Linked DNA regions of Homo sapiens: region 1 is linked to region 2. The links are chromatin loops, found by intact Hi-C in ENCODE. Cell type or tissue: B cell. All regions are shown on one strand. Each heading gives the region's core, and the rest is flanking DNA. Links, peaks and the distances in the headings are about the cores only.

Evidence for each region. Peaks named below come from ENCODE experiments on the same cell type or tissue, not always from the same donor. Only the 100,000 strongest peaks of a DNase experiment are listed, where the experiment ranks them.
Region 1: a loop joins it to region 2, with 10 times the contacts of the local background. A loop is called at or near these places in 3 of 110 quality-filtered maps.

The regions. Positions count from the first base shown.
Region 1 is chr3:119,690,275-119,706,298 of GRCh38, forward strand. It overlaps CFAP91 (cilia and flagella associated protein 91), which reads left to right and starts at 12,748. Exons shown (of 18, transcript NM_033364.4): 1 at 12,748-12,948. The coding sequence starts at 12,825. It overlaps LOC105374064 (a long non-coding RNA gene), which reads right to left and starts at 12,769. Exons shown (of 3, transcript XR_924391.4): 1 at 12,222-12,769; 2 at 10,918-11,147; 3 at 9,594-10,143. RefSeq lists enhancers at 7,225-7,274, 10,249-10,648, 10,368-11,567, 12,234-12,913, 12,907-12,956 and 1 more and a silencer at 12,627-12,796. In B cell, for the core only: no CTCF peak of the experiment used is centred there; DNase peaks (open chromatin) are centred at 10,407 and 12,707; H3K4me3 peaks cover 1,142 bases; H3K27ac peaks cover 2,018 bases.
Region 2 is chr3:119,628,022-119,644,045 of GRCh38, forward strand. It overlaps PLA1A (phospholipase A1 member A), which reads left to right. Exons shown (of 11, transcript NM_015900.4): 10 at 680-844; 11 at 1,363-1,790. The coding sequence ends at 1,447. It overlaps POPDC2 (popeye domain cAMP effector 2), which reads right to left. Exons shown (of 4, transcript NM_001369919.2): 4 at 14,035-14,540. It also overlaps the pseudogene RPL10P7. Among named protein-coding and RNA genes, the nearest start is that of POPDC2, 25 kb to the right of the region's middle. RefSeq lists an enhancer at 10,779-11,288. In B cell, for the core only: no CTCF peak of the experiment used is centred there; DNase peaks (open chromatin) are centred at 10,340 and 10,930; H3K4me3 peaks cover 1,051 bases; H3K27ac peaks cover 1,172 bases.

The sequences.
Region 1 (16,024 bases), core at 6,217-14,216, 62 kb after region 2:
AATAACTAGATCCAGCGGCTTGGGGATTATGCTCCTGTTTGGGAACTATTCCAGCTACTGCTCTACTAGTTATAGCTATAGAATAAATAATCATGAGATCTCCTTTGACCACTTTTGTTCCCCATTCTGTTGAAGCTCTTAAATTCCCATCATACCCAACACCTTTCTACCAGTTGTCTTAGCATTTATGAACTTCGTTTACTAGCTGCTCCTCACATAACTTTCTCTCTGTAACAATCTTAATCCTGCATCTCACCCCTTCTTTCTGATGAAACCCCCCATGAGTGTTTGACCCTCACTATCTTTTGATTCCCCAGAAAGATTTGCAATATAGTCCATTGGACAATGCTGAACTATCATTGTTTACAAATGGATCATATTTAAAGGATGACACTGGCAAAGAGTGTGCAGGATATGCAATTATTACCTTTTTTTGAAGTATCTGAGGCTAGCTTCCTACCTGTGGCTACTTCTGTCAAACAGGCTGAGCTTTTGCCCTTACTTGGGCTTGCCTCCTTGCTAAAGGGAAATCTACTAATCTGTATTTACAGGCAGTAGGTATGCTTTCGAGGTTGCTCATGATTTGGGGATGTTATGGAAATAATAGGTTTCCTCACTTCCATGGGAGGCCAAATTACAAATGGATCCTACACACAAGACTTACTGGATATCATCTAGCTACCAGCTGCTTTGGCTATTATCTAATTTTCTGTACATTCAAATCTACATTTTTATGGAGATGAGAGTAAACCGCTTTGCTAATAATGCAGCAAAGAATGCTGCCATTAAAGGTTCATTTGATCAAATCTCTGTTATGGCCCTACTAAAAGAACTTTCAACAAATGATTTAAGAATAATTATCAAAGAGGCCAGGCACAGTGGCTCATGGCTGTGCACTTTGGGAGGCCGAGGCAGGTGGATTGCTTGAGTCCAGGAGTTAGAGACCAGCCTGGGCAACATGACAAAACCCCATCTCTACAAAAAAACACACTCAAAAAATTATCTGGGCATGGTGGTGTGCTTCTGTAGTCTCAGCTACTCAGAAGGCTGAGGTAGGAGGATCTCCTGAGCTCAGGGATGTAGAAGCTGCAGTGATCCATGATCAAGCCACTGCACTCCAGCCTGGGTGACAGAATGAGACCCAGAAAAAAAAAAAAGAACAATTACCAAAGATGCACAGAATTGGGCCTCAGAAGTCAAAAAACAAAACTGAAGTCAAAAAAACAAAACAGGGCTGGGCACAGTGGCTCACAACTGCAATCCCAGCATTTTGGGAGGCTGAAGTGAGTGGATCACCTGAGGTCATGAGTTCAAGACCAGCCTGGCCAATATGGCAAAACTCTGTCAAAATACAAAAAAATTAGATAGGCTTGGTGGCATGCACCTGTAATCCTGGGCTACTCAGGAAGCTGAGGCACAAGAATCGCTTGAGCCTGGGGAGCAGAGGATGCAGTGAGCCGAGATCTTGCTACAGCACTCTAGTCTGGGCGACAGAGTGAGACTCCTCTGTCTCAAACAAAACAAAACAAAACAAAACAAAACAGGCTGGGTGTGGTGGCTCACCCCTGTAGTGCACTTTGAGAGGCCAAGGTGGGAGAATTGCTTGAGGCCAGGGATTCAAGAGCAGCCTCCCAATACAGTGAGACCCTGTCCCTACAAAAAAATGAGAAAATTAGCCAGGTGTGGTGAGGTGTGCCTGTAGTCCCAGCTACTTAGGAAGCTGAGGCAGGAGTATTGTTTGAGCTTAGGAGTTTGAGGATGCAGTGAGACATGATCACACTGCACTCTAGCCTGGGTGGCAGAGTGAGACCCTATCTCAAAAACAACAATGAAACCGAAAAAGGACCATGATTTCTGGTTTGATGAGCAAAAGGAACTCTGATCGGGACCTGAGAACAAACCAGTTCTCCCAGATTCAAGGAAATATCCACTATTAACTACAGTACATAATTTGATTCATTAGGCAACTGACATTAATTTCTTCCAGAAAACAATATTGGTGGGGTGGGGAAATATTTTAAAAGCCACTAAAATGCTTATTTGACTTTTACCACCTGTCCTAAATTTAACCAAGGAAAATCTGTATAGACTCCTCCTTGACATTTAAATTTACCTAATAGGCCATTCAAGGTTTGGCAACTGAATTTTTTCCAACTACCTCCCTCCCATGAGTATACATATATATTGGTTATGATCTGTATGTTTTCCCATTGGGTGGAAGGCTTTCTTTTAGATAAGCTACTGTTTTAGCTATGGCCAAACTTTTCTTTGAAAAAAATTATTCCTCTTTGGGGAACTCCCCTTGAGCTTCATAGTAACCAGGGAACCCACTTTACTGGCCACATGGACTTCTTATTATGCTTACCATCTTATAGGACTTATATTGTTCTTACCATCCCCAATCTTCTGACCTGGTAGAATAAACAAATGGAACCATAAAGACTCAGTTGGCAAAATGTATGGAAAACTTGCACCTCCCTTAGTTTAAAGTTCTTCTCTTGGTATTATTACTGAGAACCACTGCTTTTAGAGCCCACAAATTTTCATCTTTTGAAATAATCACTGGTCATCCTATGCATTTAATGCCCACTGCCTTTGACCCTCAATTGTTAAAAGGAGAGATACTATAATACTGTAAGGGAATTATTACAGTAGTAGACAAATATTATATTTTGGTAGAAAAATCTTTCCACAGTGTGCTCCTGGAGGACAAAGACCTAAAGCACCAAGACCTAAAGCTACAACCTGGTGATTCTGTCTATCTTGAAAAGACACCTATATGAAGACTCTCTCCAACCTCATTGGAAGGTCCCATACCAAGACCTTCTCACCAATCCCTGTATCACCAAACTCAAAGGCATTGACTCATTGATCCACATCTCTCATTTTAAAAGGGCTTCTACTTCTGCCTGGACCGGTACCCCAGCAGGCAATTTAAAGTTTATCTGTTATCTGAAGCAGACAACAATTGAAATAAACTGCTATTCACAAGACGTCCAGACCAGGCCAATATACCCTTTTCCTTTTACTATTGGTCTCTTCTTATGTGCTTTTATTTTCCTGGAAAAATAAGGCTCTAATTTGCATTTTCTAATCTATTTCCAAAATGAGAAACATAACCGATTTATTGGATTTGGTACCAAAAAAACTTCAATCTCCATGATGCAAGTGAACCCCTGGTCTAACTCATAATGGATTTTTTTTTTTTTTTTTGAGATGGAGTCTTGCTCTGTTGCCCAGGCTGGAGTGCCGTGGTGTGACCTTGGCTCACTGCAACCTCTGCCTCCTGGGTTCAAGCGATTCTCCTGCCTTGGCTTCCTGAGTAGCTGGGATTACAGGCGCACCACCAGGCCCAGCTAATTTTTGTATTTTTAGTAGAGACGGGGTTTCACTGTGTTGGTCAGGCTGTTCTCAAACTCCCGACCTTGTGATCTGCCCACCTTGGTCTCCCAAAGTGCTGGGATTACAGGTGTGACCAGCGGTGCCCAGCCCTCAGAACAGATTTTACTGATATTCCCCATGTAACTGTTCTAATTATACATCTAGTCCTTTTTACAAGGTCAAGCTTTTAGACTCACATATTCAGATTTCCTGTTTCACCCTAACATTACCTAAGATCTACAAAAAAGGCCTTGAAGTTAGATTAAGATTATGCAAACAACATGCTGATAGAATTCAAGAGAAAAGAAATTTGACAGCTTATAAAAATATTTATGACCTTCCTCCTCTAATTGTTGATGACTTCCAACAGTGCAATAATTCAATAATAGAACCCTGGATAATTACTGTTGACACCTCCCTACAAGTAACTGTTAATGCACAAGGTACTCCATCTACGTGGAATTACCTGTTGTGACACATCGAGATACATTTTCATCTGTGGGGGAGCCTACAGTCAGCTTTATTCATGGGCAACATCATGTCTCAATAAATGGAAAATAAAGCACCAATGTGGTCTGGGATATTTCTACATTCAATTTAAACTTGCAAAATCTGAACATTGGTTGACATCTACTAACTTGCACCATCATATCAAAAAAGACACTCTACCTAGAGGCATAAACTCAGCAGGATGGGCCTCAGTTGTTAGATCCTTCTTCCTCTGGATTGGGGTTAGTACCTTAGAAATAATGGTTAGAAATTTATCCCTAACTATTGGAGCTCCAGCTGACTCCACAGCCAAAGCCATGGCAGCTCACCAAACTTCCTTAGATTTTCTTGCCAAAGTGGTTTTCGATAACAGGATTGCTCTAGATTGCTTATTAGCTGAACAAGGTGGTATTCGTGCAATTGCTTACACTAGCTGCACATGGAAGTAGAAAACACAATTATGAAAGATAACGGAACATGCCACCTGGCTCCAGAAAGTTCCACCCAATGCATTTGGACTTTTCAATCTGTTTAGTGACTTACCTTCAAAATAAGATTCATGGTTTAGAGCTATTTTTCAAACTGAATTCATGATACTATTGCTGCTTATTCTTGACATTATGATAGTTAAGTTACATTATTGTTGCCTGTCTAATCTTTGCAAAGCCTGCTTTCCCAACAGGAAAATGTTAGTCCAGTGCTTCCAGATGATTGCTAATGCCTGTGTAACTGATAAGATGGAATCCAATGCTGAATCTCAGGTAGACCTATCCTGTAAGGGTCTTTCCTTCCGGCCCCTTTGTTGTCCAAATGTGACTTGGGCCTCTAATGTTGACTCCTATTGACTCCTATTTTCCCTCTAGTGTGGGGTCAGAACAACTAGGACAAAGCACATCCCGGCATTGAGGGAGATCAAGCCTAACTTCAAGGATAGTTGACCAGTGATGCTTTCAGGGAAAGATCTTAGTCAAAAAAGGGAAATGTGGGCGCGGGGGCTCACGTCTGTAATCTCAGCACTTTGGGGAGGCTGAGGCGGGTGCATCATTTGAGGTCAGGAGTTCGAGACCAGCCTGGCCAACATGATGAAACCCCGTCTCTACTAAAAATACAAAAATTAGCCTGAAGTGGTTGCACATGCCTGTAATCCCAGCTACTCGGGAGGCTGAGGCACAAGAATTGCTGGAGGCTGGAAGGCAGAGGTTGCAGTGTGCCGAGATGGCGCCACTGCCCTCCAGAGTGGCCAACAGGGCAAGACTCCGTCTCAAAAAAAAAAAAAAAGGTGGGGGGGTGGCAGGGAGCAGAATGTGAAAGTTGATTATCTAAATGGAGTCATACCTGTCATACCCAACTAAAATTTACAGTGCAGGGTGGGGGGGCATAGAGAAAAAACAAAAATGAAAACAAAACTCAGGTCTCAAAAGCCTGCTCCAGAAACTGTCCAGTAAGCCCAATTCAACGAAACAGCTGCTACAGTTTTAAGACTAGTTTTACAAGGAAACAGCCACCATGACTTTAAAACTAGTTTTACCTAGAAATTGTGGCCACTGACCAATCAGAGCTCACCAGCTCCTGCAAAAAACATGTTGCAAGCACCAAAGAGCTTTCTTTCATAACAACCCACATACTCTTTCTCCTTTCCCAATAAAACCTTCACCATTTTTTTGTTCTACCACATATCAGAGACCACCCTGGTCTACGCATGTGTACCAGATTGCAACCCTATTTCTTTATTCCAAAATAAACCCTCTTTTGCTTGGAGATTCATCTCTCTATATATTTGTTATTGATAGAAGATAAAAAGCTAATAAGAGACTGTGTGAACATACACACAAATGAATAAAAGTTGGTGAACTACCTAAAATAAATGAGATCAAGCCTGTGTATTTTTGTCTTTAGCTTCCGGTTGGGAAGAATTTCTTCCTTTCTATAGCTGTGAGACCATCAACCAAAATTCAGAACAAACTCCAATAAGTTGCAAAACACTGATCAAAATCAAATGCTCACTGCAGCCTCAAAATCCTGGGCTCAAGCTATCCTCCCACCTCAGCCACTGAGTAGCTAGGACTACAGGCGCATGACACCACGCCCAGCTAATTTTGTTGCTGTTGTTGTTGTAGAGAGAGGATCCCACTATGTTGCCCAGCGTGGTCTCAAACTCCTGGCTTCAAGTGATCCTCTTGCCTCAGCCTCCCAAAGTACTGGGAATACAGGCATGAGCGACCATACCTGGCCTAAATGCTCTCTCTCTCTCTCTATATATATATATATATATACTAACCTGTAAATTTAAAATTTCACCTAATGAGCCAGCTTAAACTGGAAATTTTGTTTTCTAATAACATTTGTTTTTTCTGATTGAACTGATGTTTTCCAACAGTAGCAAAAGCTGATGTATAGCATTTAGAAGCTAAATGTAACTACCATGTAATGTAGTAGTAAATGTTACTATGTAATAGTTACATAGTAACTAATAGTATGTATTAGTAGTACACAGTACTAATACTGCTGATACTACTGCTAGTACTATGTAACTGGTAGTTACATAGTAGTTACATTTTGCTACTAAATGTAACTGAATAGCATTTAGCTACTAAATTTATATATTTAAATCCATGTTTACTTACATTTAGCTACTAAATGCTATTCAGTTAGTAGTGAAATGTAAATATGTGTTTAAGTATATGAATTATATCTTTAACAGTCATGCCTATTCTTTAGCCCTACATTTGCCCTTTGTATTCTTACATATTTTAAGATGAATATCAGATGTAGTTCTAGGTAAATGGGAAGCTCATGATGCACGAAGACAGAAATGGAGAAATTGAGAAGATTTATGAAGCTAGGTAGTATTATAACATTTATCGGACACTCGCTATCTAACAGACTGTGTTCTAAGTCCTTTGTAGGTGTTACCTCCCATAATTTTCCCTGATATTATTGCTGTTTGTTCTCATTTTAGTGTTTTGGAAACTGATGCATGTGGATATTAAGTAAATGCCGAAGATCACACGAACTGTTTTAGAACAAAGATTCAAACTTAGGAAATCTGATTCTAATGTTCACGTAGTTAATCACTGTATTAGAGTTTCTGCAGTGTACGGAAGTGTTAGTTTTACTGAGGATGTATTGAGTTTGTCTAGTAGATGTTTGGTCATTTGAAATGGAATATCTTAAAGATTGTGAAGGTATGAAATTGGCAGTGAGACAGAAGTGAAAGTCACTGATGGCAGACAGGTAAATACATGAATAATTCAGTAGCTCAATTCATTCCAATGTATTTTCCTTTAGCACCTGCTTTGTGCCAGGTGCTGGTGTAACTACCCAGTGAGTTCTCCTTGCTCGCTGGCTAGACAGAGTCAGTTTATAAGATAGGGGAACTGCAATAGAAAAAGAGTTTAATTCACACAGAGCCAGCTGTACAAGAGACTGGAGTTTTGTTATTACTCCCCAAACGCTTGGAGGTTAGGGGTTTTTCGGAGACAGTGTGGAGGGCAAGGGGGGTATGGTAGGGGGCATGGCATACTAATTGGCTGGGTTGGAGATGACACCATAGGGAATTGAAGCTGTCCTCTTGGGCTGAGTCAGTTCCTAGGTGGAGGACGACAGGACTCGTTGGCAGGTCCAGGTGGGGCCATCTGGTTGTCAGAAATGCAAAGGCCTAAAAAGATACCTCAAAAGGCCAGTCTTAGGTTCTATAATAGTGATGTTATCTTCAAGAGTAATTGGGGAAGTTGCAAATCTTATGACCTCCGAAAAAATGGCTGGTAATTATTTATAATTCAGGCCCCTTTCATCCTAACTTTGTGGACTTTCACTCATTTTATAAAAATAGTTTAGTTTTTGGGAGGGGCTATTATCATTTAAACTATAAACTAGGCCAGGCACGGTGGCTCACGCCTGTAATCCCAGCACTTTGGGAGGCCCAGGCAGGTGGATCACCTGAGATCAGGAGTTCAAGACCAGCCTGGCCAACATGGCTAAACCCTGTCTCTACTAAAAAATACAAAAAATTAGCTGGGTGTGGTGGTGGGCACCTGTAATCCCAGCTACTCAGGATGCTGAGGCAGGAGAATCACTTGAATCTGGGAGGTGGAGGTTGCAGTGAGCCAAGATTGTGCCACTGCACTCCAGCCTGGGCAACAGAGCAAGACTCCATCTCAAAACAAAAACAAAAAACAAACAAACAAAAGTATACTCTAAATTTCTCCCAAAGTTAGCTTGGCTCATGTCCCAGAATGAGCAAAGACAGCCAACCTGTGAGGCTAGAGTCAAGATGGACTCAGCCATGTCAGATTTTTCTCACTGTCATAATTTTCTCAGTTATAATCTTTTGCAAAGGTGGTTTTACTGGCCTAAGAGATATGGATGAATTCAGGGTGAACAGGACATTTGAGGTCTCTGGTCTCACAGAGCTTACATTCTAGTGGGAGGAGATATAATAAATAAGCAAATCAGTAACATTTCAGTGCTATAAAAAAAATCAAGGTAATAGTGTCTTCGGATGTGTTTATGGAGGCTGCTGGCTGTTGACTACCTTAGATAGTTTATCTGATAGAATGAGGAAAAGAAGTCTTTCTTCTTCTTCTTTTCTTTCTTTTTTTTTTGAGACAGAGTCTTGCTCTTGTTGCCCAGGCTAGAGTGCAGTGGTGCCATCTCAGCTCACTGCAACCTCCGCCTCCCAGGTTCAAGCAATTCTCCTGCCTCAGCCTCCTGAGTAGCTGGGATTACAGGCGCCTACCACCACGCCTGGCTAATTTTTTTGTATTTTTAGTAGAGACGGGGTTTCACCATGTTGGTCAGGCTGGTCTTGAACTCCTGGCCTCAGGTGATCTGCCTGCCTCAGCCTCCCAAAGTGCTGGGATTACAGGCGTAAGTCACCATGGCTGGCTGAGGAAAAGTCTTTCTGATGAGATTGCCAGAGGCGTTTAAACCTGGGCAACTCCATTTTGAGTAGGGGCTAGGTAAAATAAGGCTGAGACCTACTGGGCTACATTTCCAGATGGTTAGGCATTCTAAGTCACAGTATGAGACAGGAGGTCAGCACAAGATACAGGTCATAAAGACCTTGCTGATAAAACAGATTGCAGCAAAGAAGCTGGCTAAAACCCACCAAAACCAAGATGGCCATGAGAGTGACCTCTGGTTTTGCTCACTGTTACACTCCCACAGTAGCATGACAGTTTACAAATGCCATGGCATGTCAGGAAGTTACCCTGTATGGTCTAAAAGGGAAGGCATGGATAATCCACACCTTGTTTAGCATATCATCAAGAAATAATCAGAGCCCTCGGGGGTGCTCTGTCTGTGGAATAGCCATTGTTTTATTCCTTTACATTCTTAATAAACTTGTTTTCACTTTATGGACTCGCCCTGAATTCTGTCTTGCGTGAGATCCAAGAACATTCTCTTGGGGTCTGGATGCAGACCCCTTTCCGGTATAGAGAGAACATTTTAGGTGATGTCATATGTTGAGGAGCTAGCTGTGAGAAGATAAGGAGGTGGGAGTGAGGAACATTGAGAAGAAGAAACGAAAAGTGGGCGGCTCTGAGAACGTAGCTGTACCCCAGACAGAAAAGTACTATACCATTATTATATTGTACTTTGCTTCTGTGTCAGCTTTCTCTATCATCCAGTGAGCTGTACAAATTATCTCAAAATCTTTAACACCTATTATATAGTAGACATTCAGTAAATTTATTTAACAAAGGGATGGATTTAGTAATCATTTCATTAAGATTTCATGTACCAGATACCTCAGAGATACAAAAATGACCAGGTGAAGGGCTGTGCCCTCAGTGAACTCAAAGTTGTGGGAAGCAGAGTTGTGAACAATTACTGATTACTAATACAAGGTGGTCAATGCTATTGGTGCTACTACAGCATTGGAAGGATGATATCTCACTGTATTTGAAAGATATGAGGAAACTGCATAGAAGTGGCAAAGTTAGAGGTGAGTGTTGAAATGTACCTAAATTAGTTGAGGGGTGTTAAAGAAAAAATTATTCAATGATCTTATTAAGGCATGGACAGGCAGAGTGCGTTCAAGACCATTGCAATAGATATAGGAATTACTGCAACAGGGTCTTGTAGTTGGGGGAGGGATTGGGTTCAACTCCGAATATAGCATAAGCAAGTAGAAATTTATAGCAAAGAGCAGGCTGAGGGTCAGTGGATGAAAAATTACTAAGAGGAAATATCAGAGGTAAAGAGAATTCTGGTTAAACTCATCTCAAAGGATTCTTGCTGAAGACAGCCAGGGTAATCAGACTTCACCTGGGGGTGAAAAGCGAAAGCGAAGGATGAGGACCCCAGTCAGATATCTAGGATGGGGGATTCTTACCAAACTGACATAGCACGGTTCTTTGCTAAAACTGGATTTTACAAGAAAGTACACAGACAGACCTAGGACATGGCTGGTTTTCAAAAACCCCAAGAAGTTTAGGAGTAGAGACAATAAGTTAAAACCAGGAGTATATGCAGAAAGAGTAGTAGGCCAGGAAGCGTATTCAGGAAGTGTCTGTGGATCACATTGAGGGACTAAGTGGCTAAGTTGGCTGGACTTCCTGGTTCAATAGGGACTTCCCTAAGGGGACTTTCCCCTAAGCCAAAATGAGTCATAGCTGCAAGCTAAGGGATTGAAACTTCAACCAATCAAAGGGGACTTTCCCCTAAGCCAAAGTGAGTCCCAGCTGCAAATTAAGGGATTGAAACTTCAGCCAATCATATAGAGAGTTTAAGCTCTAGCTGCAGCCTGATGTTTTTAACCAATCAGGCCCACCAACCTAAGAGAGGAGACCACCCCTCATATTGTGTTATGCCCAATTTCTGCCTCCAAAGAAAGAAGAATTTAAAACAAAAAGGCAGAAATGAAATCCACAGGCAGACAGCCCAGCACTGTGCTCTGGGCCTGGTAGTTACAGATTGACCCCTGACCTAACCGATATGTTATCTATAGATTCCAGACATTGTATGGAAAAGCATTGTGAAAATCCCTGTCCTATTCTGTTCTGTTCCGATTACCAGTGCATGCAGCTCCCAGTCACATACCCACTACTTGCTCAATCGATCACGACCCACTCACGCAGACCCTCTTAGAGTTGTATGCCCTTAAAAGGGACAGGAATTGCTCACTCCGGGAGCTCGGTTTTCGAAGATGTGAGTCCGCCAATGCTCCCAGCTGAATAAAGCCCTTTCCTTCCATAACTCGGTGTCTGAGCGGTTCTTGTCTGTGGCTCGTCCGGCTACAAACCCACAAGTGGATAGAAAATAACCTAATCCTATGGGACAGAAAAAGGAAAAGGGGAGGAGTCATAAGGGGATATAAACATAAGATACCCAAACCAGAAATGGCAACCCTTCCAGGTTCCCTTCCACCACGTGGAAGCTTTACTTTCGCTTTCCCTTTACTTTTGCTTTGGCTTTAATAAATCTTGCCACCGCACAGTCTTTGGGTCCACGCATTTCTCTAGTGAAGCTGTAACACTTGCCACTGTGGTCCACGGCTTCATTCCTTGAAGCCTGTGAGACCATGAACCCTTCGATCGAGAAAAACCTTTGATCGGAAGAAGACTTCTCGTCTCAACATTAAAGGACAAAGAAGCCAACTCTAAGGCATGCCATTAGCTTTAATAATCTGAGTGTAATAAATAATAATGATCATAACGGATTAAAACATCAGATCTGTAAAAAATGCATGCATTCATAATGATATCAAACAAACAAAAACTTTGTGGTTAACTCTGGAGTTTGGTAGGGCACCAACTCATGTCTCTGAAATTTCATAATTAAAAAGAACAAATCCAGCATTTACCCAGTCTTTCCTCTATGAGATTATCCTGGTTATCTCAGGATAACCAATGAGTTGGTATGAAAAGATTCCTTTTATAGAAGAACCTCTGGTAATAATAGAGAATTATTGAAAGGATTAGAAATTCACTGCTCTAGGATAAAAGACTTAAGAGACATACCAAAATGCAACATGAGGACTTTTTTTGGATCTTGACTGGAACAAACCAACTATAAAAGATAATTTGGACTCAAACAGGAAAATTGGAATTATTTATAGTACTAAGGAATTATTGTTAATTTTGTTAGATATGATAACGGTAGTTAAATTTTTAAAATCTATGTCAGTTTGAGATGCAGACTAATTTAAGGGTAAAATAATATTATGTCTAGGATTTCTTTAAAAAAGAGGGGAAGGAAACTGAAACTTGATTGGCAAAATGTTGCTAAATGTTGATTCTGAGGGATGGGTTACTTGAGGGTTTGTTATTAAAAGTAGAATCACTTTTGCTTATGTTTAAAATTTTCCATTATAAATAGTTTTCAAAAGCAGAGCCAGTGCCTACCCCACATCATCTTCTGTTATTTAATGCCCAGGACTCAGAAAGGGTCAGCAGTCTCAGATCAACAGTTACTGATGTCCTAACCCATCCTAAACACTGATGCTAATGAGTGTGGGGCAAAGTTCACAGCGTGCTAAGGAGCAACATTTAGGAACCTGACTGGATTCCGCAGCTCTCGGGACAAGCCCCCTGGAAAAGGGCTGGGGGGAGGGGCGGGGAGGCACCCAATTATTCTAGAAGGTTCTGAGATCTCCCAGGGATTTCCGAGAGGCTACGAGGTGTAACTGGCAAATCAATGACTTAAGAGTAGCTTTCTCCCAGCCTCCCCGCTGGCTCTGGAGTATAGAGGGAAGCCAGCCTTTTCCTCCCCCATCCTGCCCCTCCCCTCTCTTCTCATCTTCCCCTCCACTCTCCTCCTGACCCTGGCCTGGCCACTCCTGCTTTCACTTCTCTCCACTCCTCTTCGGCCCCGCCCCGCGGCCTCCTCCCTCCTCCTTGCCCCGCCCCCTATCCCTGCGCGCCGGCGGCCGTTACCATAGCGACGTGCACGCAGTAGCCAGGCCTGACCCGCTGGTCCCTTGCTGGCGGGAGGAAAGAGGCGGCACCATGAGCCACGCAGTAACCATCGAGGAGCCCCAGGCCCAGCCGCAGGTGTCTCAAACTCGGTACCGGGAGAGGTCGCGGGCTGGGAGCCACATCTCCTCCAATCGAGCGTATGATTTTCTGTACGGTAAGGACCGCCGCAGACCTTCCTCCGCGTCCGTCGCCTCCTAGGCCAGGTGGGCTCCCAGATGGTGGGACCTGGCCAGGGGCATGGCGAACGAAACACGACCCTCTGGACTGACCTCTTGCCCACGGTTGTCCTTGGTCGGGTGGGGGCAGCTCCGAGCCCTCCAGGTGGCCGCACTCAGGTTGGGGTCGGGGGTTCGGGTACATCGAAAGGCGCGGGTGCGCTCCGCTTCGGGGGGCGATTTTCCTGAAACCTGTTCCGGGCGTTTTGGTACCCAGAAAGTGTGCAACGATTTGTACACTCGGAGATTCACTCAACGTTCCTGCATAAAATGCCCTACAAAAATGATCTTTTCTCTCCAACTCTCTGGGCAAATCCAAGTTGGGCGAAAAGAAGTGCCAGTTTATCCCATGCTTGTTTTTAGGTTTTTTGTTGTTGTTGTTGTTTGTTTTTTTTAACTTCTGCGTCAAAGCATTGCTTATAGACTGGGTCCGCTGGCTCCTCTTGGGCCAATAAAACCCCAGTTTATTTTAACGGCTTGGTTGTCCATTTTATGTTTTCTCTCTCTCCACGCTCCTTGAGTTCCTTAAGTTCCTGTTCTACACATTTTTGTAGCCTTCTGAGCACCTATTCTAGTGCTGATACATATACTAGGCGCTTCAATAAATAAATGTTTATTGAATTTGCCGTGGCAAGAACTGTAACCAGCTATAAGCATGATTTTTTCCAATTTTGCCCTCTGCAATCCCAGGTTTTTCACCTGAACCTTGCATTGCTTTCAGCAATGTGGTGTTGCCTCTGGGAATCCCAGTCTCCTTTGTGTGGGAATCTAGGGTACACATTCCTAGATAGAGGCTGTGTAATGATTGCTGACATATTCTGGCCAGTGTTTTTCTGTATTTACTCTTGGTTTTGTGAAATAAATCAAGTTAGCTCCTGTAAACACATCACCATGTTTTTTTTTCACGGGTAATTTGAGAAGGAGGACAAACATCTCCCCAAAGTATTTATTAAGCTGGTTGTTTCTTTGATGCCGAAGTGTCTCTTTTGCAGAGGAATTGCTAAATGTTTCCATGTCCCTTGCTAAGAACAGAAATTCACTCAGAGTAGATCAAATAAAAGTTTGGATTGTTATAAAACAATCTCGCCGCTAGTCATGGACAGGAAGCGAAGTATAGCCAGGGCGGATGAGAACCTGGATGGGGAAAATCAGAACTAAGATGCTGTGCTCTCCTGCTTTCTTTCTTTGACCTTATGACCTTTCACCTTGTTAGGGTTGCCACATTTAGCAAATAAAAATACAAGAGGCACCGTTAAGCTTGAATTTCAGATAATGAATAATATTTTAGTATAAATTTTTGTCCTGTGCAATATTTTGGAACACATTTATACTAAAAAATTATTCATTGTGTATCTGAATTTAAATTTAACTGGGCATCCTGTATTTTATCTGGCAACTCTAGCCTTCTTTCTATGTATAATCAAGCCCCAAGTAATGATATTTCGGTCAACAGTGGACTACATGTATAAGGATGGTCCCATAAGATTATAATGAAGTTGAAAAACTCCAATTACTTCGTGACATTGTAGCTGTCATAACATTGTAGCCCAATGCATCACTTTTTCTGTGTTTAGATATACAAATACCATTGTGTTACAACTGTCTACAGTATTCAGTACAATAACATGCTGTATGGGTTTGTAGCCTAGGAGCAATAGGCTATACTATATAGCCTAGGTGTGGAGTAGGCTATACCAGCTAGGTTTATGTTAAGTACCCTCTGATATTTACACAACGATAAGCTCACCTCATAACCCGTTTCTAAGAACGTATCCCCATCATTAAGCAACACATCTCTATGCTTGCTTCCTTCCATCTGACAGAAAGCCTCTTGTGTATGGATTTCTCTTACTATGATAGGGACTAGGGTGGCGTGCTTCTTGACTAATTAGCCCTAAAGCTCACCACCAATTGTATAGCGTCTTTGTGTATTGTAGCTGAAAATTTAAGTTAGAAATTTAAGATTGGTTGTTGGCTGGCCAATGAATTGACTGGCCTTGGGCCAGGTTTCCACCTTGACAGAACTGTGGTGGTGCAAAGATGAACACCTTTCCAGGTTCTTTTACCCTTCCTTATGAAGCCCTATGTGATTAGTTCCCTAGTTACTTCTCTGGCCTCTTATCTACTCTCTTTCCCCTCCTTCATTCTGCCTCATTTGTCCTGGTTTCTTTGCTATTCTTCAGACGTATCAGGCATGTTCCCATCCTAGGGACTTTGCTGTTCTTCAGATGTATCAGGCATGCTCCCATCCTAGAATGTTCTTCAGATATCTAACTAGCTAACTCCCTCACCTTCAAGTCTCCTTACATGCCACCTTCTCAAGGGCCTGCCCCGACCACCCTAGTTAAAATTGCAACCCAATCTTCCTTACCCGATTTCTTCTTTTTTAAAAATAACAACCCTCAAATTCTAATGTGTAATTTGCTAGTTTATTATGTTTGTTGTTTGTTGTCTCTCTCTCATGAAGTCAAAGATTTTTGTCGTTTTGTTGATGTATTCTAAGCACCTAGATAGAGTAGCCAGTCAATAAACATGTGTTGAATGAAGGAGCAAAAAGAGCCTGAGCCTCTTGCAGCTTTTCAGCCTTGGTGGGAATATCCAATGTCTGCATTCAGTAAATCGTATTTGTTGGGTTACTAATGAATTATTAGGTTTTAGGAATTGACACACATTATCCAAATTCAAAAGAGACTTGTTTCTAAATCACAATTCCCAAATTATTAATTTCTATGGAGAAATATGTGTTACCATGTTATCTAGACTAGCTGGTCAGGGTATTTGCCTCCCCAGAGACAAGTCTACTTGGGAAATCAAGTGTATCCAAAGGCTGCTTGTTAATTTAATGGCAAATCAGTTGATTTTAAAGGGTGGTACAGTATAGTCAATCATGAATATTCTTCATCACTTTAAAGATATACCTGATAAACAGATACTTATAATAGCAGGGCAATATTTTGTTGAACTTTGTAAAAATAACAGTTCCATCATCAGCAAACTTACAAACTTAAGGGGTGA
Region 2 (16,024 bases), core at 6,008-14,007:
AAGAGGCTGGGTTAAGACAGAACTGGATGCCATTTTCACTCTGAGTCTCCTCAGCTGAAGTCAGTATGAACCAAACCCTACGGTTCAAGTTCATAGCAGCATGTAGGGAAGCTGGAACTTACACCTAGTTGCTATGTGACTCCACAGCCACCTTGCCAGCTTAGGTAACTTGTCCAAAGCCATACAGCTGGGAAGACAAACCTGGGTTCCACCCAACTCTGTCTGCGCTTCATGATGTTTTCTTGTTGCTGTTTCCACCCACACATTCATACTTAGCCTAAAACAGAAAAGTCCTTACACAGAATTCTTTGAAAAGGAATGTCCTAAAAGAGGGTTTCTACTTCTGGGTAATTAGATCTGAAGGTGAAGATCTCCTCCAGCTAGGAATCCAAGAACGAGGAACAGTTTTTCCAGATATGAAAATCCAGGAGCTACTATTTTGTTGCAGTGTCCACTTGTTTATTCTAAAAAATCAACAACTACTTTCTTGGTCATATTCAAAGCTGTAGGTGTGGGCAGAGGGGCTGGTGAAGGTGACACAAAGGACTGTGGTAAGGAGCTAACCCCTTGGTGCATGACAGCCAACCAGTGCCACCAGCAGAGCCCGATCGGAGCCAAAGGGGAAGTACAGGTGGTAAGGGCTACAGTCATTTACTTTCCCTTTACCCTTTTCTTGCAGACCTAAGCAGCAACGCTATGGGAAAGGAATCATAGCCCATGCCACCCCACAATGCCAGATAAACCAAGTGAAATTCAAGTTTCAGTCTTCCAACCGAGTTTGGAAAAAAGACCGGACTACCATTATTGGGAAGTTCTGCACTGCCCTTTTGCCTGTCAATGACAGGTAAGCCCCAGTATTCACCTCTGCACCAGATGCACTCACACATCAAAGACCAGTCTTGGCATTAGATGTGCTGCCTATTGAGGTTCAATCTCATCATAGTGATTATCATCTTAGAAGCAGAGATGACAGACACCCGGTGTTTTCCAGAACCTCCTGTGGGACCATCTTGGGTTGGGGAAATTCCACTGTATTTGTTCTGCATATTTGGTTTCTATGTAAGATTTTATTAGAACAAAGTTTTCTCATTGCATATTTTCTCCTCTGTGGCCTCCACTCCAACTGTGTCATGGGTCACATTCATGGGTGTGGATCCAGAATCCACATCCCCTTTCCCTTCCTCTAAAGGCATTTATGTCATTAACCTTACCACCCCTGGGCACTTGGACCACAGGAACTGGCTCTTAATTGTAGGTGATTGCAGATTTCTTTCACCAGACATCATGGGAATTCAAAAGCCACACAATGCCAAGCCCTGTCTCCTCACCAGCCACTGCTCTCTTATTGCTCTTCTCTTCCAGAGAAAAGATGGTCTGCTTACCTGAACCAGTGAACTTACAAGCAAGTGTGACTGTTTCCTGTGACCTGAAGATAGCCTGTGTGTAGTTTAACCTGGGCAGGACACATCTCCCTGCATTTTTTTTTTTTTTTTGAGAGAGAGGTGTGATGAGGGATGTGTGTGTGCAGCTTATTGTAGACCATTACTACTAAGGAGAAAAGCAAAGCTCTTTCTTATTTTCCTCATAATCAGCTACCCTGGAGGGGAGGGAGAACTCATTTTACAGAACTTGGTTTCCTTTGCCGATCTTATGTACATACCCATTTTAGCTTTCCCATGCATACTTAACTGCACTTGCTTTATCTCCTTGGGCATTCGTACTTAGGATTCAATAGAAACATGTACAGGGTAAACAATTTTTTAAAAATAAAACTTCATGGAGTATCTGAATCATTTAATTGTTTTACTTGAATGGAATTCTGTTACCTACAAAAAGTTGAGATTTATACTCTGTGGGATTGGAGAAAACAGTATTGCATTATCGGTATTAAAATAGCAACTAAAAGAAGTACTTGGAAAAAGAGAGGGGATGAAGGGTAGGGAGGAAGATGGCACCATTTACCAACCCTTACCATTACCTCCTCTGGATATCTGGAAGGTTTGAGGGATCAGAGAGATCTTGGGGAATACAGGTAGATTTCCTCTGGGTTAGTGTTTCCCAAACTTTGATCTTTGTAAATAACCTTGTATCAGCCGCAGCCCAGCAAAAAACAGATGGTGCGCTCAATCTGGGTTATTTGAGGAGAATTTAAGAAAAGGACAATTTGCCATAGTCTTTTGTGGGGCAACCACAGGGATAATGCAGTTCCCTGAAGCTACTGGCAGTAGAAGCTGCTACTACCCTACCTGTGAAGAGGCCAGAGAAGGAGGGGAAGCACCAGAAGGCTGCAGACCTGCAGTGCAGGGACACAGCCAGCCAGCAGCAACCCCGCAGGGAGGGAGCAGAAGCACAGGTTCTCTGACTTCACTCTTCTTCCTCTCCCATTTTCCTGCTAGTGCTCCCCATTAAGGACCCCCAACAGAAGCCAGAGGACAAATAACACATTGACATGGCCTAACCAGGCCCGGGGCATACAGCAGGACAGAGAAGGTTGGAGAGTGGATGGGAAGGGGGTGCGGAACTAACAGATATGGCACACGCCTTCACCACTTTCCCAAATCCAGGTTGCCTCGGATTCTTTTATTCTTTAAATTCACTTTTTAAAAAACATAAATAAATGAGCTTTAAAAGGAAACTGCTGACTTGCTGATTCACTCTCCACAATGAAGACAGGGAGAATGATGTAAGCAACAGGCTGCAATTACTTCATCTGGGCCAAGTCAGCCAGGGCACTGAGAGAGCTTCGGCCTTTGTCCAGGCCTTGGAAATGCAACCAAAAGGACAGGTGAGGCTCACGAAGATGTTTAACTGTCTGCATGATCACAGTCATGTCTAAAGAATACACATGTTCCCTGCTATGTAGGCTTGCAATTTTCTATTTTGCCTCAAACCAAAAACCCTCCTTTCCTTTTCCTTCTCTTTACTCCACCCAGGTTCCTCCCTAGAGACAGTCTTACCCTGAGCTGTATTACGCTGCACTTCCATTTGCCATCTTGGGAGACACTGCTTAGCACATACTTCTTCCTTAGTTTTCCCCACTGCTCGTTGCTTTTTTTTCCAAATGTGTATCACATTTCTGTGATGAAAATCATATTGTCGGCCGGGCGCGGTGGTTCACACTTGTAATCCCAGCACTTTGGGAGGCCAAGCTGGGTGGATCACTTGAGGTCAGGAGTTCAAGACCAGCCTGGCCAACATGATGAAACTCCATCTCTACTAAACATGCAAAAAAAAAAAAAAAATTAGCTGGAAATTAGTCAGTGTGGCGGCACATGCCTGTAATCCCAGCTACTCAGGAGGCTGAGGCACAAGAATTGCTTGAACCCAGGAGGCAGAGGTTGCAGTGAGCTGAGATCATGCCACTGTACTCCAGCCTAAGAGACACAGTGAGACCCCATCTCAAAAACAACAACAACAAGAAATCATGTTTTGTGATGTTGATGCTAACTGGTGTTAAACTCACTCAATCTGTTTTTCAGTGGCCTCAAATTCCATTCTGCTTTTGGCCATAGCCCTGGGTTTCTTTGCGAATATTTTCTTATTTTTAAACACTGTTAGACTTTCTCACATGTTACTTTGCTCCGTCAGAAATTTTGGATTATTACCTTACATGGAAAAACCAGTTTCTCTACTCATAAATTAATCCTAGAAACAAATACAATGAGAACATTATAATGTTTAACATTCCAACTAGATACTGTGGTCTGATGCAGGCTTAAGTCCTGGGCCTGTTTTTTCCTTTTTTTTTTTTTTTTCCTTTCATGTTCAGGAGGCAAAATTTTTTCTTTACTACAAAGGGGAAATTTGCAAGTATGTGAGAGATGTTAAAAATTTATCAGCACTGGCCAGGCACGGTGTTGTCCAGCACTTTGGGAGGCCAAGGCAGGCAGATCACCTGTGGTCTGGAGTTCAAGACAAGCCTGGCCAACATGGTGAAACCCTGTCTCTACTAAAAATACAAAACATTAGCCGAGCGTGGTGGCAGGCGCCTGTAATCCCAGCTACTCGGGAGGTTGAGGCAGGAGAATCGCTTGAACCCGGAGGGGTGGAGGTTGCAGTGAGCCGAGATCGAGCCACTGCACTCCAGCCTGGGAAACAAGAGCAAAACTCTGTCTCAAAAAAAAAAAATTATTAACACTGAATGGAAACATTTTTCTATATGTAATCACTGGATGGAAAGGATATAAAAAAATGCATAACTGTCTATGAGATGGAATGTTGTTTAATGCTGGGTCTATGTGGTACCTAAAATCATCCTGTCCAGGGGCACGTGGCCCACACTTTGGGAAACATGGCTTTAAGTAGATGGGATGTCTGTGGGGTCAGGGAAAGGGAGAGCTAACACGGAACTCTGCTCCATGGCAGAACAAAAGCAGAACTTGGGTCTCCCTTCCACACCCACTTTGCTCACTCTGCTGCAGTCTTTTCATGAACAGAGACTATTACAGAACTAATTAAATTCAACAGGCAGATTCACCACCAAGTGCAAGATACACTGCCGTAAGATACAGAACAATGTGACCTTGGAATAGGCACGCAACAAAAACATCCAACATTGCACAGCTTTTTACTATGTTCCAGGCACCATTCTGAGTGTTTCATATGTATTAACATATTTTATCCTCTCAGCAAGCCTATGAGATACATGCTATTATTATCCCACTTTATAGATAAAGAAATCAAGAGGCTGAGGAACCTTCAAGATCACAGGTCTAGTAAGTAAAGGAGCCAGGATTCAAATGCCAGCTGTCCGCCCCAGAGCCAGGTGATTAATCACCACTCTAACCAGACTCAGAAACATGACACAGAAGTAGCCCCTAAAGGTCCACAATGCAACCCTGTGGGACTGGATACATAATTTACAGGGTTCAGTGCAAAATAAAAATGCAGGCTCCTTATTTAAAAAGTTGAGAATTTCAAGATGGTGACAGCAGAGCATGAAACCAAGTGTGGGGCCTGAGTGGAGCCCTGTGCCCAGGTGTACAGGTCGCATGCCCAGGAAACTGGCCTTGCAGCCAGGTGAGCCAGCTGTCAATTCCCAGAGCCGGGCATTCCAGCCGAGCTTGTGTAGTGCAGCTGACTGTGAACCCAGACAAACCTCAGTTGGCTAAGGAAGAAAGTTGTGAAGGATGAAAAAAAGGTCATAGGGCCTTTGAGAGGGATGCTAGTGTTTCTTACAGAAAATATTCAGACCCAGCCAGGTGCGGTGGCTCACGCCTGTAATCCCAGTACTTTGGGAGACTGAGGCGGGTGGATCACCTGAGGTCTGGAGTTTGAGACCAGCCTGGCCAACATGGTGAAACCTTGTCTACTAAAAATACAAAAATTAGCCAGGCATGGTGGCGGGCACCTGTAATCCTAGCTACTTGGGAGGCTGAGGCAGGAGAATTGCTTGAACCTGGGAGGTGGAGGTTGCAGTGAGACAAGACTGTGCCATTGCACTCCAGCCTGGGCAACAAGAGCAAAACTCCGTCTCGAAGGAAAAAAAAAAAAAGAAAAGAAAAGAAAAAAAAAAGAAATGAAAATATTCAGACCCCAGGGGACATGCCTGTATTAACCATCACTAGATTTTCAGATGAATGTTGTTGAAGGTTCCTCTACACTAGAGGCTATGGGAGCTTGGTTCCCACTGCACAGCTTGGTGACAGGTAGGAGAGAGCCCAACTCCAGCAGCATTTTGGAATGCTGTCCCCAACATCTGGAGCACAAGATGTCAGAGAGAGACTGGGATGGGTTGATAAGGGAGAAGATGACTTCCTAGCCTCTTTCGAGGTCTGATGATCCACACTTTGAGAATAGACGTAGGAAAGACCTTCTACTCCTGTGTCCTACAGGTGTGAGATTCTCTAGCAACTGCAGAGTGGTTAACAGCAAAGAGGACATGCGTACCCACTTCTGAATAGCAGGGCTGGCTGCTTCAATAGAGCGAGAAAAAGGTGGGAGTAGAAGGACAGGGGAGAGGAGAGGAGATGGAAGCATGGATGGAGGTGACTGCAGTCAGATAAACAGTTGTTTGGCACACAAACCCAGCGTTCCATAAAGTCCTATGTGGACTCTGTGAGTTCACAATAGTTTCCCTTGCCAGCAGCTCACAAAACTGTGCCTTGATTACAAATCTCATGACAAATCAAGCCCTTGACCAACAGGGACTTTGTCTTGTCTGCTGTTGTACTCCAAGTCCCTAGCACACAGTAGGTTCTCGAATATTTGTTAGAAAATGAATAAATAAATGGTCCCAGGAAGTATTTTCACTTCTAAGGCTTAATTATTGGCAGAATTAACCACTGAAGCCATCTCAGTGTTGGCTTTTCTTTGCGAGTAGTTTTTCACTAATTTAATCTCTTCACTTGTTATAGATATATTCAGATTTTCTTTTTCTCTTGAATCTATTTCAGTAATTTGTACCTTTCTAAGAGCTGTCCATTTTATTTATCTAATTTGTTGGTACACAATTGTTTGCAGTATTCTCTTATAATTCTTTTTATTTCTATAAGGTCAGTAATGATGCCTCCTCTCTTATTCCTGATTTTAGTAATTTAAGTCTTCTCTCTTTTTTTCTTGGTAAGTCTAGATAAAGATTTGGCAATTTCATTGATCTTTTTGAGGAACCAACTTTGGTTTTCCAGTCTCTAGTGTGATAATTGCTACTCTAATCTTTATTGTCTTTCTCGATCAGATATTATTCTACATCATTTTTAAAAACAGCTAAAGCCACAAATCTGCCTTGACCCTTTTGTTTTTGCTTCTGCTCTGTCGATCTTCCTTGAGGCAGCAGATCTTTCATGACCTATTGCCCAAAAAGGATAGAGTCACAGGGTCACAGACAATTCTTGGAAAAATTTACATTGGTGAATATATCAAAATGATATTCTGCTACATATGCATAACTTATCTTCACTCTTGGACCACAAAGATCTATTTCAGAGACAAATTTGGAGTGGAATTTTCCTTAACATTATCCTCAATAGAGCCTAAAGTATAGAATACACTCATTTTCTCACTCATATCCTGAGACCTCAGTGGTCGTTTACCAGACGTTGGAATTCCTAAATGAATACCATTGCCTTAAAAATCATATTCCTCAGGTCAGAAGGCTAGAGTGCTCTAGTACAGGAGTCCTCAACCCCTGGGTGAGTGAACATTAAACCTGAGCTCCATCTCCTGTCAGGTCAGCTGTGGCACTGGATTCCAGGAGTGTGAACCCTATTGTGAACCGTGCATGCAAGGGATCCAGACTGTGCTCTCCTTATGAGAACCTAACTAACGCCTGATGATGTGAGGTGGAACAGTTTCATCCTGAAAATCATCCCCCTCACCACTGTCCCAGCACTGTACTGGTCTGTGGAAAAATTGTCTTCCACAAAACCAGTCCCTGGTGCCAAAAATGTTGGGGACCACTGCTGTAGTAGATTCCTAGTCAGTTTGAGGTGTCTTTTTTTTTTTCAGGTGGACAGAAAGTAGGATTTATTGTTGGGCCTTAGGAGGGGCAGCACAGTGGAAGCCCTCATGAGTGCAGGGCCCACCACTTGTCCAGAGGGCCACGACTGGGGATGTACTTGACCCCGCAGTCATCTGGAATGAGCCGTTTCTCAGCCACCATGTCTTCACATTGAACTTGGTAATGCCCCACTTCTTTGAGATGTGGATCTTCTGGTGGCCAGGGAACTTGGCCTTGGCCCTGTGCAGGGCCTCAATCACATGCTCCTTGTTCTGCAGCTTGGTGCCGATGGACACGATGACGTGACCAATGTGAACCCTGGCCACAGTGCCCTGGGGCTTTTCAAAGGCACCTCATATACCTGTTTGGAGCCTGTCAGCCCAGCACAGGACGTCTTGTTGATGTGCATAACGTGGAAGGGGTGGAGCCGCACTTGGATATGAAAGCCATCCTCGCCGCAACTTTTCATCATGTACTTATTGGCACAAATTCAGGCAGCCTCCAGGGCTTCAGAGGAGAGCTGCTCATATTCATCTGACACCATGTGGCCACAGAGTGGAAACTCATCCACTTTTACCTTCTTCCACCCCAGGTCAAAGATGGGAATCTCGGCATCAGCAACACCTCGCCAGAAGAGAGGCTTTGTGTTGTTCTTACAATAATGGTAACACTGGGTGGGGCAGCGGCCCATGGTGACACCAGAATCTTCAGTGGCACACGAAAGGGAAAGAGCTTGAGATATCTTTTGAACTTAAGAGTCATCCCTTTCTCTAAGAACTGACCCCCATCTAGAAGATGGGCAGCCCCAATTGTACTGCATGACCCTGTCCTCAGACCCAGCTTAATGGACCAGAAGTAGACAGCTGACTGAATCTGGACAAGGTAGATTTCCTTCCTGAAAGTCTGAAATTATGACTAAGAGGCAGCCGTACTTGTCTTCTGGTTGTTGGAATTGTTCCATGTGAACTCAGGAGCTGAGGGCAAACATATTCCACCATGAGAACAGAGAAACAGGGAAGACTGCTCTGTTGGAAAACAGAAACATGTTGCAGTTCTCCTAAGAGAAACAGAAACAGAAGATGGTGACTGGGTCCCTGACAGCTTCCTGCTTTCCCTGATGGCTTTCTGATCTAGTCCCATATTAAAATCTAGTGGCATTTCTGACTTTGAATTCCATAAGACACCCCTGTGTCCTTATAAATTCTCCTTTGCTTTGTCATCATAATTATCAACATTGTCAACATTATCAACAAAAAAGATAAAACTTCCTGAACATTTACTATGTGCCAAGTAAAGTTCCAATTAGCTTACACAAATTATCTTATTTAATCCTCCCAGTGAATCCATGTATTACTTCATTTTACATATGAGGAAACAGGGACAAAGAAATTAAGTAACTTGTCCACTACAGTCAGCAATAGATAAAATCAGGATTCACACCAAGGCCATCTGACTTCAGAATCTGAGCTCTAACCACCATGTTATACAGTTTAGCCTGCTCACGTTGGTTCTTAGCACTTGCAACTAAGACGTATTAGCTAAATAGGGCTCCTCAGTCTGGCCCTACTCTGCCTAACAAAAATTATCTGCCATTTTCCCCAGTGTGCTGAAGCCAGCATTCCCCTAAAACATACTATGGTCAATGTCACCTCCATGCCTTTTTGCTCCTTCTCCTTCCCACCCACCCCCACTTTTATATTCTACCAATGATTCAGGGTCCACTTCCAGTTCTATCTTCCCCAGGGAAACTGGTCACCCGTATGTTCTATCAGTCAGTAACTATGCTGCCTTGCAATGGTGGTTAATAGCTTACTGCATGTATGTCAGGCCTCTATGATGAGATTGTAAGGTCTTTAAAAGCAGGGGCTATATTTTCTCTTTCGCTGTGTCCCCAAAACACTATAATTCATTGTAAGCATGCAATAAAAGCTCCTTGAATTGAACTAAAGGCAGTAATCTTAGTGGCATAGACAAAGGCAGGGAGAGAAGGTCAGGCACAGAGAGGCTTAACTTTAAAGGAGAGCTTAATGTCTTTTCATAAGTGTCAGGAATGGCCTTCACATACTCATCTTGTTTTAAAATTTTATGTGTCAATATTACATTTTAAAAGTTTTAAATCTCTATAGGAAAAAGGATATTATATTGAAACATAAATCTTCCATAATTGCTGAATTCTCACCCAGCCCTTGATCTCCTTGTTGAGTGGTCCCAAGTCTGACATTCTGAAAGTGACATACGCTGCTCCCCACAGCCTCAAACACATCTCTGATCTCACTCTTGGGCACACCCCAAGCCCTGGGATGACCATCACAACTCCCCTCTGCCCCACCATCTCAGAGGAGGTAGGTTTCTTCCCCTTAAGAAGAGTATGGGGGTGATGAGAGTATCCCAGTGCCTGAGTCTTCCTAGGCCCCAGGAAGGCCTTGGAATCCTCTCTGATCCTTAGCATTCACCCTCATCTATGAAAGCAACTGTTTGCATTATGTGTCCACTTAGTGTCCTGACAACAGTCTAAACTCAATCCATCCAAAAGCAAATCAACATCTTCCCCAAAGTTGTTCCTCCTCTTTTTACGGTAATAGCTGCCACCATGATCCAATCATCCAGGCTTGAAGCCTGAGTCATCTTTGACTCAGAACATCACAGTGCTAAAAAAAAAAAAAAAAGTATTTTAAGCCATTTGCCTCCTTCCCCCAGTATATGATTTATACTCAGACTCTGTCTCTCAATATCTTAAAATGCATCTGAGGTCTGTCCCTTCCTGTGTATTCCCCCGATAAGGCTCTGGATTTTGGCAACAACTCCTGAACTACTACTCTCTTTTCCTGCTGGTTTGAATAGGGAGAGAAGCAAAAGTAAACTGGAAAGTGGAACTAGAAGTCTCTAAAACCACAAGTGTTAACCTTACCCTTGCCAGAATGGGGCACATGAATTGTCCTACTAGCAGGTAACAGCTGAGTTTAACCAACATTTAAGAATTACCAACTACATCCTGGCTAACATGGTGAAATCCTGTCTCTACTAAAAATACAAAAAATTAGTCGGGCGTAGTGGCGGGCGCCTTGTAGTCCCAGCTACTCGAGACGCTGACGCGGGAGAATGGTGTGAACCCGGGAGGCAGAGTGAGCCAAGACCGTGCCACTGCACTCCAGCCTGGGCGACAGAGCGAGACTCCGTCTCAAAAAAAAAAAAAAAAAAAAAAGAATTACCAACTAAATGTCACACATGTGGCCTTGTGTGGGGTGCTGGGGCCACAGCAATAAGTAAGACTTCCCCAGCCCTCAAGTGCCTAGCGAGGGATGAGAGCTGAGGGGGGCGATCCCAGAGGGCTCTGCGAGTCCTGAAGGGGATTGTTCAATGCTGAGGGCGAGGTGAAGGCCAGGAGAGTGTGCGTAGGGAGAGGACATGTGTACTAGGTTTGAGGGCTGAATAGGATTTCAGGCCTGAGGGCTGAGGGGTGGAGGGCAATTCCAGGCTATTAAGCAAAGGCTTAGTTTACAGGCTGGACTAATCCGATTTGTGTGCTGTGTCCTGGGCTCCCCTGTGGCAGTGATGCAATCATGTGACAGTTGGTGGTCATGTGCTGGGTAAGGACACTTTCAGGAAGGATGATATCACAGAAGTGATATAATCACCAGATAACTTTCTGAGTAGGAGGCACATGTCAGGGCATGAATTCAATGGTGACAGACGTGAAACTGCTGACAGCATTGTTTTCACTTCTACCTCAAGATTTGTGTGGATGTCTACAGGAAACCAGGGGGTCAAAAATAGAAAGAGAAGAGGTGCTGAACATTGGAGATGGACTCAATTTCCCCCTCCAGGCAATTCTTCTCCCCAGGATCTCTCACGGGTTTTTGCTTTATACATATATGTAATGCTATTTTTCAAACATATAAAGAGACTGTTGTGGCTAATTTTTAAAACCTATAAATTTATCTAAAAATCCTATTGAAATCCAAATGTCTTTTGCCTTACATACACCATTAGATAATAAAAGCACAACTTCCACTACGTAAGGTCTGATTCTTTGGTGGGGAAAAGGGATTAAAAGAGGTCCTCATCTTGAGAAACCACTGCTATACACCACAGGTGTGTAATGACAGCCCTGCCTTGGTGATCCTCCAGGTTGGGGAGTGGCACCACATCCAGGTTATGTTGAATCTCAATTTACAATGTATAGTGTACTTTTTTTTTTTTTAAGATGGAGTCTTGCTCTGTTGCCCAGGCTGGAGTGCCCATTATGAGTCATGGAGACTCAGATTTTGAGTAAGAGAGAAATAAAACTTTGTGCTTTTAAGTAATAATAAGTCAATCCTGACTAATATCACATGGTAAGAAGTCTGGATTTTATTCTAAGTGGGATAGGAAGTCATTTCAAATTTTGAGCCAGAGAGTGATAAGATCTTGTATATGTTTAAATGACCTCTTTACTGTGTGTAGGTTATGAGGCAGAAGGACTGGTTGTAAGTCCATTGAAGTTAATTTAGAATGAAGTAGTGGTGGCTTGAAATTAGCGGTGGCAGTAGAGATTGTGAGTCGAATTCAGAATATACAGGCATGCACCATATAATGACATTTTGGTAAACAATGGACCACATATGGTGGTCCCATAAGATTATAATGGAGCTGAAGAAGAAAGTTTGAAGACTACCAGATATCAAAACTTACTGTAAAGCTACAATAATTACAACCAGATGGTACTGCCAAAGGGTAGAAAAATAGAACCATCAGACAACAGAAAATTCAGAAACAGACCTACATCTATAGGAAAATTTGATTTGTCACAAAGGATAAGCTGAACACTAGTAGGGATAGGATAATCATTTCAATAGGGAGTGCTCAGTCAATTGGATAGCCACATGGAAAATAATGAATCTTGGCCCTTAGTCATATATACAAAAACCAAATCCAGGTTGATTGTAGGTCTAACTTTGAAATGTAAAACAATAAGAAATCTAGAAGGTTATTGGGAGAGTACCTTCAGGGGAGGAAAAGATTTCTTAAACACGACACAGAAAGCACAAATCAGAGACAGAAAGATTGATAAACCATTACATTGAAATTAAAAACTATGTTCATCAAAAGATACTATTTAGAGAAAAACAATACCCACAAAAGTAGGAGAATATATACATATATATATAAAATCTCAATAAGTAACAGAAGGACTTTTAACCTGATTATTTGAATAACTCCTTTAAGTCAATAAGAAAAAGCATACAGGCTGGGCACAGTGGCTCATGCCTGTAATCCCAGCACTTTGGGAGGCCAAGGCAGGTGGATCACTTGAGGCCAGGAGTTCGAGACCAGCCTGGCCAACATAGCAAAATCCCATCTCTACTAAAAATACAAAGATTAGCTGGGCATGGTGATGCACACCTGTAATCCCAGCTACTTGGGTGGCTGAGGCATGAGAATCACTTGAACCAGGTAGGCAGAGGTGAGCCAAGATCGCACCACTGCACTCCATCCAGCCTCAGGACAGAGCCAGACTCTGTCTAAAAAAAAAAAAAAAAAAAAAAAAAAAGAAAGAGCAATGGACAAAAAAAAAGAAACAAGAATAGATACTTCACAATAGAAGATATCCATATGGCCAAAAAAAAAAAAAAATTGAAGAAGAAGAAAAGAAAGAAAAGCTACTCAACCCATCAGGAAAATAAAAATGCTGCTAAACATGCCCAAATAACTAAAATTAAAAAAAAAAAGATAATGCCAACTATTGCTGAGGATGAGAAGCATCTGGAACTCTCATACAGTGCTTGTGGAGATGTAAATTGGTACAATCACTTAGAAAAATTGGTCGTATTTACATACCCAATGCCTGAGTAATTCCATTCCTAGGTATATATCCAAGAAAAGTATACATATGTATACCAAAAGACAGGTACAAGAGTGTTTATAGCAGCACTATTTGTAATTGCCCCAAGGTGGAAACTATCCAAATGCCCATCAATTGTAGATTGGATAAATAAATTGTGGTATAGTCATACAAAGAGCACACAACAACAAAAATGAAAAAACTATTGAGAGGGAGAGATGCCCAAGGATTCCCAGCTGTTTCAGCCCTCATCTGTTTGAGTCTTCCCAGACAGGTGAGTAAAGAAGCCTTACAGATGATTCTAGACTGAGCCACTATCTGACTGAAACAACATGAGAAACCCTGAGTGAGAACCGCCTAGCTGAGCCCAGTCAGGTCCCGCACTCATGAGCACCACATATTATTAGGACAATTTTAAGTCACTATTTTAGGGATTGATATTACACAGCAATAGATAACTGAAATATATGTTGAAGTATTTAAAGAAAAAGGAAAATAGAATATATTACATTTATAAATCTACTTTAAGATGTTTAAGAAAATCTAATTAACTAAGTTTGTAAAAGTCCCTCTAAAAACTATTGTTTAATACTAGGTTCATCAACAGAAAAAGAGATTTGTAAGTTGAATGTCACAGCCTAAGGGAAAACGAGGTTTTTAAATTTCCACTTCCATAAATTTGAATCTTAATTGAAAAATAAAAAATAACCACCAGTGAAAAGCTGGATCTTTGACTCCATTGATCCTTTCAGACAATGCAAAGAAACAACATAGGGAAAGGAGTTGAGTGATTTATTGAGTGCTTACTTGGTGCCACGGCATGTGCTAGGTGCTTACCTAAATCAACTCATTGGATCCTCACAACAACCCTGTGAGGTGGGTTTCATAACCCCCACTGTTTACCGATGAGGCTCACAGAGGCTATGTAACTTGCCCAAGATTCTGCAGCTGGTAAAGGACGGAATCTGTGCCTCTGCACTACCAATGCCTGCTCCTGAAGGAAGGTTTGTGAGGGTGAATTTCTCAAAGTCACTTCAGGTCCTTACTGTAGCGACAGTGTTGGCACCTTCTGTGTCCTCTCTCACCTTGCCTGTGAGCCTTCCAGTGGGTGGGAAAAGAGGCATGCCTATCAGTGGCCATTCTGTGAACACAGAAGAGAGCTGCGCTGGCCACAGAGAAGATAGTCCAATGATCCTTAAAGTTCAGGCGTGTGGGTTGGAGCCAAAGGGGCCTGTCCCCTGGATATAACTTGAGAGTAGCTCTGGAGAGGAATTCTAGAAGCTGTGGAAAGAAAAAGAGGGAGGATTTTAGCACTATGTCTCTGGACAGTTTGTCTAACTTCAAAGGGTTCTTTTCAGTTTTTTTCTTTCCTTTACCAATTCCCAATGTTTTAACTGTACTCACTGCCTGACATGATAGGGGCAGGTGTACCTTCGAATCATTTCATACTAGAATATTAGGGCAAGTCAGCTTTGAAGGTATCTAGCCCAATCCTCTCCTATTGTAGAGACCAAGAGATCAACTTTTGTTGCTTCCTATGAACGTTCTATAGAACTCTACTTCTTACCTAACCCTATCTAATTTAAAGAAAAAAACCAAAAGCCTGTATTGAATAATGGTAAGTTTCATAAGACTCCTGACTTTCATTTTTACAGAAAGATGGGTAGGAAAATGAGGCCTGTAAGACAGAAGTGGAAACATGACTCAGGAGCAGCCCCAGGCTGCTGTTATCCAGAGGGCAGGTGGGGAACTGCTGCCTCTAACTTACCTGACCGACAATGGAACCTGTGGCAGGTAGAGGTGGCACGACCCTCTAGAGACCCCTGCTCTGGCCGTGCCACTTTCAAGAGCAAGTTTTCCGAGCCAGGACTCTTTCCAGTAGTTCTGTGAGAAAAGCACTGTTTGCTAGCACTGACAGCTACCAAAAACCTTACAGCTGCTTCTGAGGGGAAGAGCATGATGACAGTGTGACTCTAATCTGCCTCCTCCCAAACAGATGAAGGAGAGCAGGCTGACATGTGACTTAGCTATTCAGGGGCTAAAGAGCTAGCACATGTTTTCTTTAGGCCTCCACTTTTTGCTGTACCTTTTGTTGTCAGGGGATTCTGCCAGCTGCCACCTTCCCTGAAAAGCCAAACTGGTGGAAATAAGAGGGAAAATCATCTATCTCTGATAAAAGAAAGAGAAAGAAAGAGAGAGAGACTGCTAAACAATTGTACATACAACAGAATCTTAAAATACGCTACACATTTAACTAGTGCTTCAGAGCTTAAAAACTGCCTTTATGTATTTTATCACAATCACGCCTCACAGCAACCCGGTAAGGTAGACAGAGCCATCTTGGTCCTGTCCTGCAGATGAGGAACATGTTCTTGATGGCAGGTGAGTGGCAAGACTAGAGTCCAGATCTTAGAAACACAGAATCCTAGAGTTAGAAGTTACCCTGACACAATAATCCAAGGCATCCTTTTCCCAGAGCATGAATCACCTTATAAAATCCCTGAGATTTCTTATGGCCCCTGCTTGAACTCTTCCAGTGATGAGTAACTCTCACCACCCATGAGCAATCCAGTATCAATACTGAGCTAAAATCCTTCTTATAACTTTCAGCCTATTCAATTCAATTTCTGCCCACAAGAACTACACCAAATTAAGTCAAATTCTAATTTACATTCTTTCTAAAATTTGAAGATATTACACTTGCCCTTTTCTTGCAGATAAAACATTTTCAGTTCTTTCAACTACTTATCATGTGATTACCTAGA